2 separate regions of the Homo sapiens genome follow, and region 2 is linked to region 1. Evidence: read pairs that join two places in POLR2A ChIA-PET (ENCODE). Cell type or tissue: A673. All regions are shown on one strand. Each heading gives the region's core, and the rest is flanking DNA. Links, peaks and the distances in the headings are about the cores only. Region 1 overlaps IGF1R (insulin like growth factor 1 receptor). Region 2 has its middle 47 kb from the start of IGF1R.

Region 1 (4,231 bases), core at 1-4,000:
TTTTACTCCATGATACCAAAGCTTCCCCCCAGGATCCCTTTACAGTGGTTAGTTCCTGGAAACCTGATGGGTGGTCAGAAGGCACCCCAAATCTCGATTATGGTTTGCTGAAGTCTTGACTGACTCAGTACCTGCCCCTCCCTCCATCTCTGAAATGTGGAGAATTAAAAGCTATGCCTGTGAACGGGCGTTCAGTTTTTAGCCGGGAAGGTGCTAGACCACTTAACTCTGATAGAAATAAGCTGCTGAGCCCTATCAGGGAGGGCGTTCTTTCAGCTGTTGTCTGGTGGAGAAATAAAGACAGGGTGTTGGTTCAGTTGCAGGTATTTTGCTGGCGTATTGAGAGATTAGAGTTTCCTCTTTGAGTGTGATGGCAGTAGAAAGAGTGTTGTTTATCTTAGAAAACTTAGTTTCTGAAGCAGAGGCAGTCATATGGATGTGTTTGTTTTGTATCACCATAATGTGAACAGAGCATCTAAATGAAGGCGGTTCGGAGGTTCTGAGTGATAGCCAGATAATCTGAGGGCTATTTTGTTTTTAAAAAGTCAGCATGCACTTTAAATTTATTGTACCCATCTCCTTAAAAGGATTCAGTCATCTTTCTACCCCAGGCATCCTGTTGTCACAGAAATGTAGGTATGTGAAATGTTGGTGTTTAAAGAAGTTAGTGTTTTATTACCAGAAGGAGAACCCAGAAAAAGAACTTCTGAAAGAACCTAAACAGCAAATTATAGTTTAGATCCTCTGGAGAGACATAGCAAGCAAATGGTGTTTTGTGGAAGGGTGGGGTTTGTGTCAGGATTTGAAATGTAAAAGGTCATAATGTTTGATTTGTCGAAAAAGATTAGAAAAGTTCAACTCTAAGAAATATGCTAAGGTTGAATAGATGAAGCTTAAAAATATCACAAAAAGTGAAAGAAGTCAGTCACAAAAGACCACATATCGTATGATCCGGTTTATGTGAAATGTCTAGAATAAACAAATCCATAGAGGCAGAAGGTAGATGAGTGGTTGCCAGGGGCTGGGGGCGGATGGAATGGGGAGTGACTGCTGGTGGGCACAGGGTTTCTTTTTGGGGTGATGAAAATTGTTCTAAAATTAGTTTGTGGCGATGGCTGCATAGCTCTAAATATACTTAAAACCATTGGATTATGTACTTTAAATCGGGGACTTTAATGGTATGTGAATTATATCTCAATAAACCCTTTTTTTTTTTTTTAAAGAAATGTGATCAGGTTGAAAATAACTTGTTATGCTACCTTAAATTACGTTAAAATTATTACATACATTTGACAGGCTGATGTCTCTCTCTCTTTTCATTTATGAGTTTTTCAGATCCGTGAGTTGCAGCAATACAACAAACTGATAATTGAAGCTTAGCAACAGGGATTCAATCCCGCAGTAGAAATGGGCAAGCAGGAGAAAAAGAATCTTGGTTCTATGTAGCTTCAGTTAGGGATTGAGGAGCTGGATTTAAAAAACACAAATGCTGGTGGAGGGCAGATTTTTGACAATAGAAACCTCAGCTGAATCTGAAATGATGGTTTTTTTCAGGATAGAGTTTAGGAGCTGAGTCTGAAGGGCTGTTTGTATTTCCAGTTTTATTATGTTTTCCAACAAAGAAAGACATTGCTGTTTTAAGATGTTTTAAACACTCATTTTTTGATATGCCACATTGACCACAAGTGGTAGTAAGGACTGAGGATGAACAGAACAGTTCATTTTAATGCAGTATTGTTGTTTCTTTTCTTTGCAGTTTTATTTTATTTCTTACATAGTTCCAGGGTCTGAGCAGGAGAAAGAATCTTTAGGATGCAGTAGTTTTAGGATACACTGTTTCAAGTATACAGTGATTTTTATAAAATTAAAATTCCTTACAGAACGAAAGGTTTTAAAATGTGGCAAAGGCATTTTTGTTTTGAAACTGTGTGCATTTATCCAGATTTACCCTGGCCTTTCAATAGGAAAAGACCTAGAGAATAATTGTTGTTTACATTTGCTTTTGGTCTTTGTCTAAGGCTTAGTTTACTAATAAAAATGTTTCCTGCCCTTCCTATTGTTGCAAGATCAGGGCAGTAATGAAAATCAACTGTATCATTTTCACTTGTTGCCTTAGAGTTTTTGCCAAGAGGAACCCTCAAGGGACGGTGGTTTCCTTTTAAATCTGGTTTCATTTGTTTTGTAAGAATGTGCTGTAAGAAGCAACTGAATCCAGCCTGCACTTATTGTGCACCTACTGTATGAAAGCTGACCTTGTGCTACTCAGTGCATGAACCTGCAGAGTCTTGCATGAAACCACCTTTCTTGAAATTCAGATTTTTTTTCAGACTCAGTATAGGGTGCAGTTTTCAAGTAGACAGTAGTTAGCATTTTAAAGGTTCTTTTAAAAATATTTCTGTAGACTTAGGACTCTAGTGTTGTTCATCAGAAGCCTTTACCCTATACCTTTTTTGCCTCATTGGTGCTTTCCGTTATATTGGGATGTCACTGTAGACTGTGACATACAGGTGATGTTAACCCATCTTGACTGGCGGCACTGTCTTCTTTATAACATTGGATATGGCAATTGTGATTTACAAACTGCAGTGTTGTAGTTGCCTTTTTCCAAAAATTAGGAGTCACAGGTGTGTACATGAACGTTGCATAGCATGTTTTGAGTTGTAAGAAAGATGGAACTTATTTCAGAAGTTTTCTGGATTACATATTGCTTAGTTAGCTTTCTAGAAATCAGGAAGCATTCATAATTTCAGGGCATTTTATAATTTGTAAATAACTTGGTGTTTTTAAAAGCGTGAGGGAGTAAGAGTGAGGAGACAAATCCTGAAAGTTTTTGTTTTTTAATTGTAAAGCATACAAGATACATTTCTTTATAGGTTGTGATTTTCCCCAATTTGTTTTCAAAACTCATTTAAAAATCAGACCTAGTTCATGGAAGAGGTATTTGCGCCTGTGGGCGAACTTGATTTGAACTGCTTTTCTTAGCCAGCTTAGGACAGGTGCTGAGTCCAGGGGATGAGCTCTTCTCAATTGTACTAAATATATAATAGTTGCACACATGTTACGGATATAGTTTCTTGATTTCCAGTCTGAGATGTTCTGAAGGAAAATTCTGAACACTTTAGAGACAACAAAGTGCCTAATGAGTGATGCACTCTGATCCCTCCTGGAAAATGGTGTTTGGCATCAGCTTAGCAAGAGGAGGTTTTCCAGTTATTTGTAAAGATGTGATGTGGCTTTAAGTGGGGATGGGGGAGGGTAGCAGCCCCAGTGTTTGTGGACATTGAGACCTGTTGACATTTGGGAAGCATAACTGAGTTCCACTATTTGAAAAGATTAAAACTTTGATATATGTACACATCCCCTCATGCCTGCACCCCCATCCCCGAGGGTCTGGAAAAGAATTGATTTGTTCTGAGGAAGGAACATATATTTGGAATATAAAATGGTTAGTAAACAAAGGATCTTTAAAACAAGTTAGATTGTTATCTCAAGAGAAGCATACTTCCTCGGCATGATGTTTTCTTTTGTTAAATTGCTTTGGTTTTATTTGACTCAAAGTATTAACAATACCTTTGATTTTGAGACTTTTGGACTTTTGAAGACTAAGTTTTTAAATGGTCAATTTTACTCGTTTGAAAGTCCCAGATACCATTTTTGAAGATTTCTCTCCCTTTTTTTCCACTGATGCCGGCTTTACTTATGTTTTATTTTCAAATCTTAAGGAAAAACTGATATTTCCTTACTTGAACTGAGAAATAGTCGTTTTCCCTCCCTCTTTTCTTCCACAGTAAATACATGTTGAGTACTTACTGGATGCAGTTCTTTAGGTTTAGAAATTATTTGATACTGTAAAATGTCTTACCATAAGTTTTTAAAGATACCCGTCAAACTATAGATGTTACTGCCATGTTTATTAAAAAAAAAAATAAAACGAAACAAACTAGTAAGCAAGCTTAAAATTTTTCTTTTTCCTGCCCTGGACTACAGATTTTTTTTTCTTTTTTTTTTTTGAGACAGGGTCTCTGGTCACCTAGGCTGGAATGCAGTGGTGTGATCACGGCTTGATTCTGCCTTGACCTCCCAGGCTCCAGTGATCCTCCCAAGTAGGTGGGACTACAGGCACACACCACCATGCCTGGCTAATTTTTTGTATTTTTAGTACAGACGAGGTTTTGCTATGTTGCTCAGGTTGGACTCAAGCGATCCACTCACCTCGGCCTCCCGGAGGGCT
Region 2 (4,533 bases), core at 251-4,250, 52 kb before region 1:
GATAAGGACAGTGAGGTTAAATTGTTGCCCAAGGTCACAGAGCCAGCAAGGGGTAGAGCCAGGATTCAAACCCAGGTCATCTGGCTGCACGCCCCAGCCTGAATTGCTGTAGATGCAGTTCTGCAAACCCATTCCTGGGAAAGAATGCTTTATTTTTAGGTGATAAAGACAAGCCATCTACTTCTGCAAAATCTTACATTTTAAATTTGAAATTCAAAGTTAGCAAAGCTCCAAATCAGAACCTACTGAACTCAAATCCAAGCTCAGAAGATGTGACTTCCAGCAAATTACTTAACATCATTGAAGGCTGAAAAAATACCTGTCTCCAAGAGATGATGTGCGGAAATTCTCTGGCTCCTGGTAGGCATGGAACTAATGATCACTAAGTGCGTTTAATGTCCTTGCTAGAGTAAAGAAAGCACTGGGCAAAGCTCATGGCTCCTAGTAGGTCCTCCGTGTCTGTTTTCTCCTTCTCCCTTCTTCCGTCTTTCATACACGTCGGGAGAAGAGTGTGGATATTATGTCCACATCATTGAGATAAAAGATATTTATCAACAAACAATTGCAGTTGCAACGGGAAAGCAAGACAAGAGCATGGGATCCATGGTTTGTGTGAATGCAGATAGCAGGGATGCGATAGCATACATATGGCAAATATTATGTGCCTAAAAGCTGGAGAGCTGCAAAACAGACCATTCCTATTTATAGTGAGAATAGACAGCCCGCAGGCTTTGCCACCACGTGTTCCTCTTGCTGCTCAGGATGAATGGGGGCTTCAGACCAAGTCCCAAGTTTTTAGTTAACAATCCACACCAAGTTTTAGATATAACATTTCCAGGGCCCCTATGTCATGAACTAAATATGTGAGGTTCAAAAAACTGGAATGGAATTTAATTTGCAGTGGGATCAGGACCTTTTGCGAGTAGCTGATGACCTAGGGTGGATGTAACGCATACACATGTGCAGGAGAGAGCTTTAAGCACCAGGGCAGAGCTGAGGCCTTCTTAAAAAAAAATGGTAAATACAATTCTGAGAAAAATCAGGCCCCTGTATTTCTTGAGCTGGAGAGAATTGGGCATACAGGTATGTTTACAAAGACTGAGCTCGCGGAAGAGGTTTTAAAAGACCAAAAAAAAGTCTCAATGGGAAAAGATACCTTCTGCCCTGCCTCCGCCACCTCCTGCTCCTCCTCCTCTCTCTCTCAGCTCATGCGCATGTACACACACACATACACACACACACACACACGCACACTTACACACACTGCACTGACGCACACATACACACACTGCACTGGCAAGGATCCCATCCCCAAGGCTCCTCGCTCCGGAGGGTGGTCACTCCCCAAAGAATGTGCTCTTTGGGGTTCCCCTGCGAGGGAGCCTGCAGCCCTCTCTCCTGGCCCTGCCTGCTCTCTGTCGGTTGCTTTCACTCTCACTTTCTCTTCCTGGAAGCCGTTTCCTGATTTACACTGATAGCCTGAAATCCTATGAATTCAAAGCTGCCACACTGTGTTCATAGCAAACATATAATATATTATTTAGTTCGTTTTCAATTACAAAGATATTTCCTTGAAAACAATCATTCACAGGAACTTGGCCATGTTTTAAATATGGGAAATAACAAAGTGGCCAAGGAAAGCCTTAGTAAACACGCAGGGAGAGCACACCAATCAGTCTTCTTATAGACATTTTTGTTTCCTTACAAAAACTTGAACCTTCATAACTTTTCACAGTAGAACACTGAAAGCCAAGAGACACAAATCATTCTAAAATAGTGAGTTAGCCATACAAAATTACAGAAAAGTCTAGATAAGTTGAATCGTTGGTTTCACTTTTTCCTTTCAAAACACCTTATTGTTAAGAAAGTAAGGCCAAAAAAAAGGAAGAAAGTTAAAAAGCCAAATTGGAAAACAATGGGAAAAAATATTTGAAGGACCTTTTTTTTTTTTTTTTTTTTTGAGATGGAGTTTCTCTCTGTCCCCCAGGCTGGAGTGCAGTGGTGCAATCTCAGCTCACTGCAACCTCCACCTCCCGGATTCAAGCAATTCTCCTGCCTCAGCCTCCCAAGTAGCTGGGACCACAGGTGTGCACCACCATGCCTGGCTAATTTTTTTGTATTTTTACTAGATACGGGCTTTCACCATGTTGGCTAGGCTGGTCTCGAACTCCTGACCTCAAGTGATCCACCCACCTTGGCCTCCCAAAGTACTGGGATTACAGGCGTGAGCTACCACGCCCAGCCAGATCCTATGTTTGATAAGGGACTAACATCCAGAATACATAAAGAATTCTTTCTTTCTGTTTCCCGGCCCCACCAAGGCAGAGTCTCTCTCTGTCTCCCAGGCTGGAGTGCAGTGGCACAGTCACGGCTCACTGCAGCCTGGACCTCCTGGGCTCAAGCGATTCTCCAACTTCAGCCTCTCAAGTAACTGGGACTACAGGCATGTGCCACCAAGCCTGCCTAATTTTTATATTGTTTGTAGAGACAAGGTTTCACCATGTTGCCCAGTCTGGTCTCAAAATCCTGGGCTCAAGAGATCCCCCTGCCTTGGCCTCTCAAAGTGCTGGGATTACAGATGTAAGCCACTACACCCAGCAGGAATTCATATAGCTCAATAACAAAAAAAAAAGACAAATAACCCAATTGTAAAATAAGCAAAAGATTTGATTAGATATTTCCCCAAAGAAGGTATACAATGACCAATAAGCACAAGAAAAGATGCTTTGCATCAGGAGTCCCCAAGCCTGGGCAGTGGACTGGTACCAGTCCATGTGGCCTGTTAGGAACCCAGCTGCACGGCAGGAGGTGAGAGTCGGGCCAGTGAGCATTACTGCCTGAGCTCTGCCTCCTGTCAGATCAGCTGCAGCGTGAGATTCTCATAAGAGCATGAACCCTTTTGTGAACTGACATGCGAGGGATCTAGGTTGCACACTCTTTATGAGAATCTAATGCCTGATGATCTGAGATGGAACAATTTCATCCCGAAGCCATGCTGCTCCCTCCACACCACATCTGTGGAAAAACTGTCTTCCATGAAACTGGTCCCTGGTGGCAAAAAGGTTGGGGACCACTGCTCCACATCATTAGCCATCAGGGAAGTGCAAGTCAAAACCACAGTGAGATGCCACTTCACATCTTCTAAGATGGCAATAATAAAAATGACAGATGAAAGCAAGTAGTAGTAAGAATGTGGAGAAATTGGAACCCTCATATGCTGCCGGCGGAAATGTAAAATAGTCCAGCCACTGTGGAAAACAGTGTCACAGTTTCTCAAAATGTTAGACACAGAGTAGCCATATGACCTGGCAGTTCCACTCCTAGGTGTTTACCTAAGAGAAATGAAATCTGGCCAGGCGTGGTGGCTCACGCCTATAATCCCAGCACTTTGGGAAGCCAAGGTGGGCAGATCACCTGAGGTCAGGAGTTTGAGACCAGGCTGGCCAACATGGTGAGACCCTGTCTCTACTAAAAATACAAAAATCAGCTGGGTGTGGTGGCACATGCCTGTAATCCCAGCTACTTGGGAGACTGAGGCAGAAGAATTGTTTGAACCCAGGAGGTGGAGGTTGCAGTGAGCCAAGATGGTGGCATTGCACTCCAGACTGAGCAACAGAGTGAGACTCCATCTCAAAAAAAAAAAAAAAAAAGAGAGAGAAATGAAATCTACATCCACAAAAGCTTATACATAAATGTTCGTAGCAGCGTTATTTATAATAGTAAAAAAGTGGAAACAACTAAAGTGTTTATCAACTATGAATAGATAAAATGTGGTATATCCATGTAATGTAATATTATTCAGCCATAAAAAGGAATGAAGTGCTGATATATACTACAGTGTGGATAAATCTGGAGAACAGTATCCTAAGTGAAAAAAACCGTGAATAAAATAGCACATATTATATGATTCTGTTTATATAAAATGTCTAGAATAGGCACATCTATAAAGATAGAAAGTAGATTAATGTTTCTCTAAGACTAGGGGTGGTGAAGACGGTAGGGAATGACTGCTAAAAGGTTTGGGGTTTATTTTTGGGGTGATGAAAATGTTCTAAACTTAGGCTGGGTGCAGTGGTTCACACCTATAATCCCAGCAGTTTGGGAGGCTGAGGCGGGTGGATCGCTTGAGGCCAGGAGTTCCAAACAAGCTTTGGCAACATAGTGAGATCCTATCTCTACAAAAAAAAGAAAAAAAAAAAACCATAAAAATGAGCTGGCCATGGTAGCACGTACCTGTAGTCCTAGCTGCTCTGGAGGCTGAGGCTGGAGGACCGCTTGAGCCCAGGAGTTCAAAGCCGTCGTGAGCTAGGATCAAGCCACTGCACTCCAGCCTGGGTGACAGAGCAAGACCTTGTCTCTAAAAAAAAAAGAAAGAAAGAAAAGAAAAATCTATGCTTTAAAATTAGATCATGGCGGATGATTGCATAACTCTATGAATATAGAACACCACTGAATTTAACACTTTAAATGGGTGAATTTTATGGTATGTGAATTATATCTCAGTAAATATATTTGAAATATAAAATTAGTACA

Evidence for each region. ChIA-PET counts read pairs that join two places held together with the same protein. Peaks named below come from ENCODE experiments on the same cell type or tissue, not always from the same donor. Only the 100,000 strongest peaks of a DNase experiment are listed, where the experiment ranks them.
Region 2: POLR2A ChIA-PET joins it to region 1 with 5 read pairs; 12 of 35 experiments call an interaction of 5 or more read pairs at or near these places.

What each region holds. Positions count from the first base shown.
Region 1 is chr15:98,651,730-98,655,960 of GRCh38, forward strand. The region is part of intron 1 of IGF1R (insulin like growth factor 1 receptor); the gene reads left to right. Among named protein-coding and RNA genes, the nearest start is that of IRAIN, 3.1 kb to the left of the region's middle. In A673, for the core only: no CTCF peak of the experiment used is centred there; a DNase peak (open chromatin) is centred at 2,132; H3K4me3 peaks cover 438 bases.
Region 2 is chr15:98,599,206-98,603,738 of GRCh38, forward strand. No RefSeq gene overlaps it. Among named protein-coding and RNA genes, the nearest start is that of IGF1R, 47 kb to the right of the region's middle. RefSeq lists enhancers at 786-1,286, 1,287-1,787, 1,410-1,559. In A673, for the core only: no CTCF peak of the experiment used is centred there; no DNase peak of the experiment used is centred there.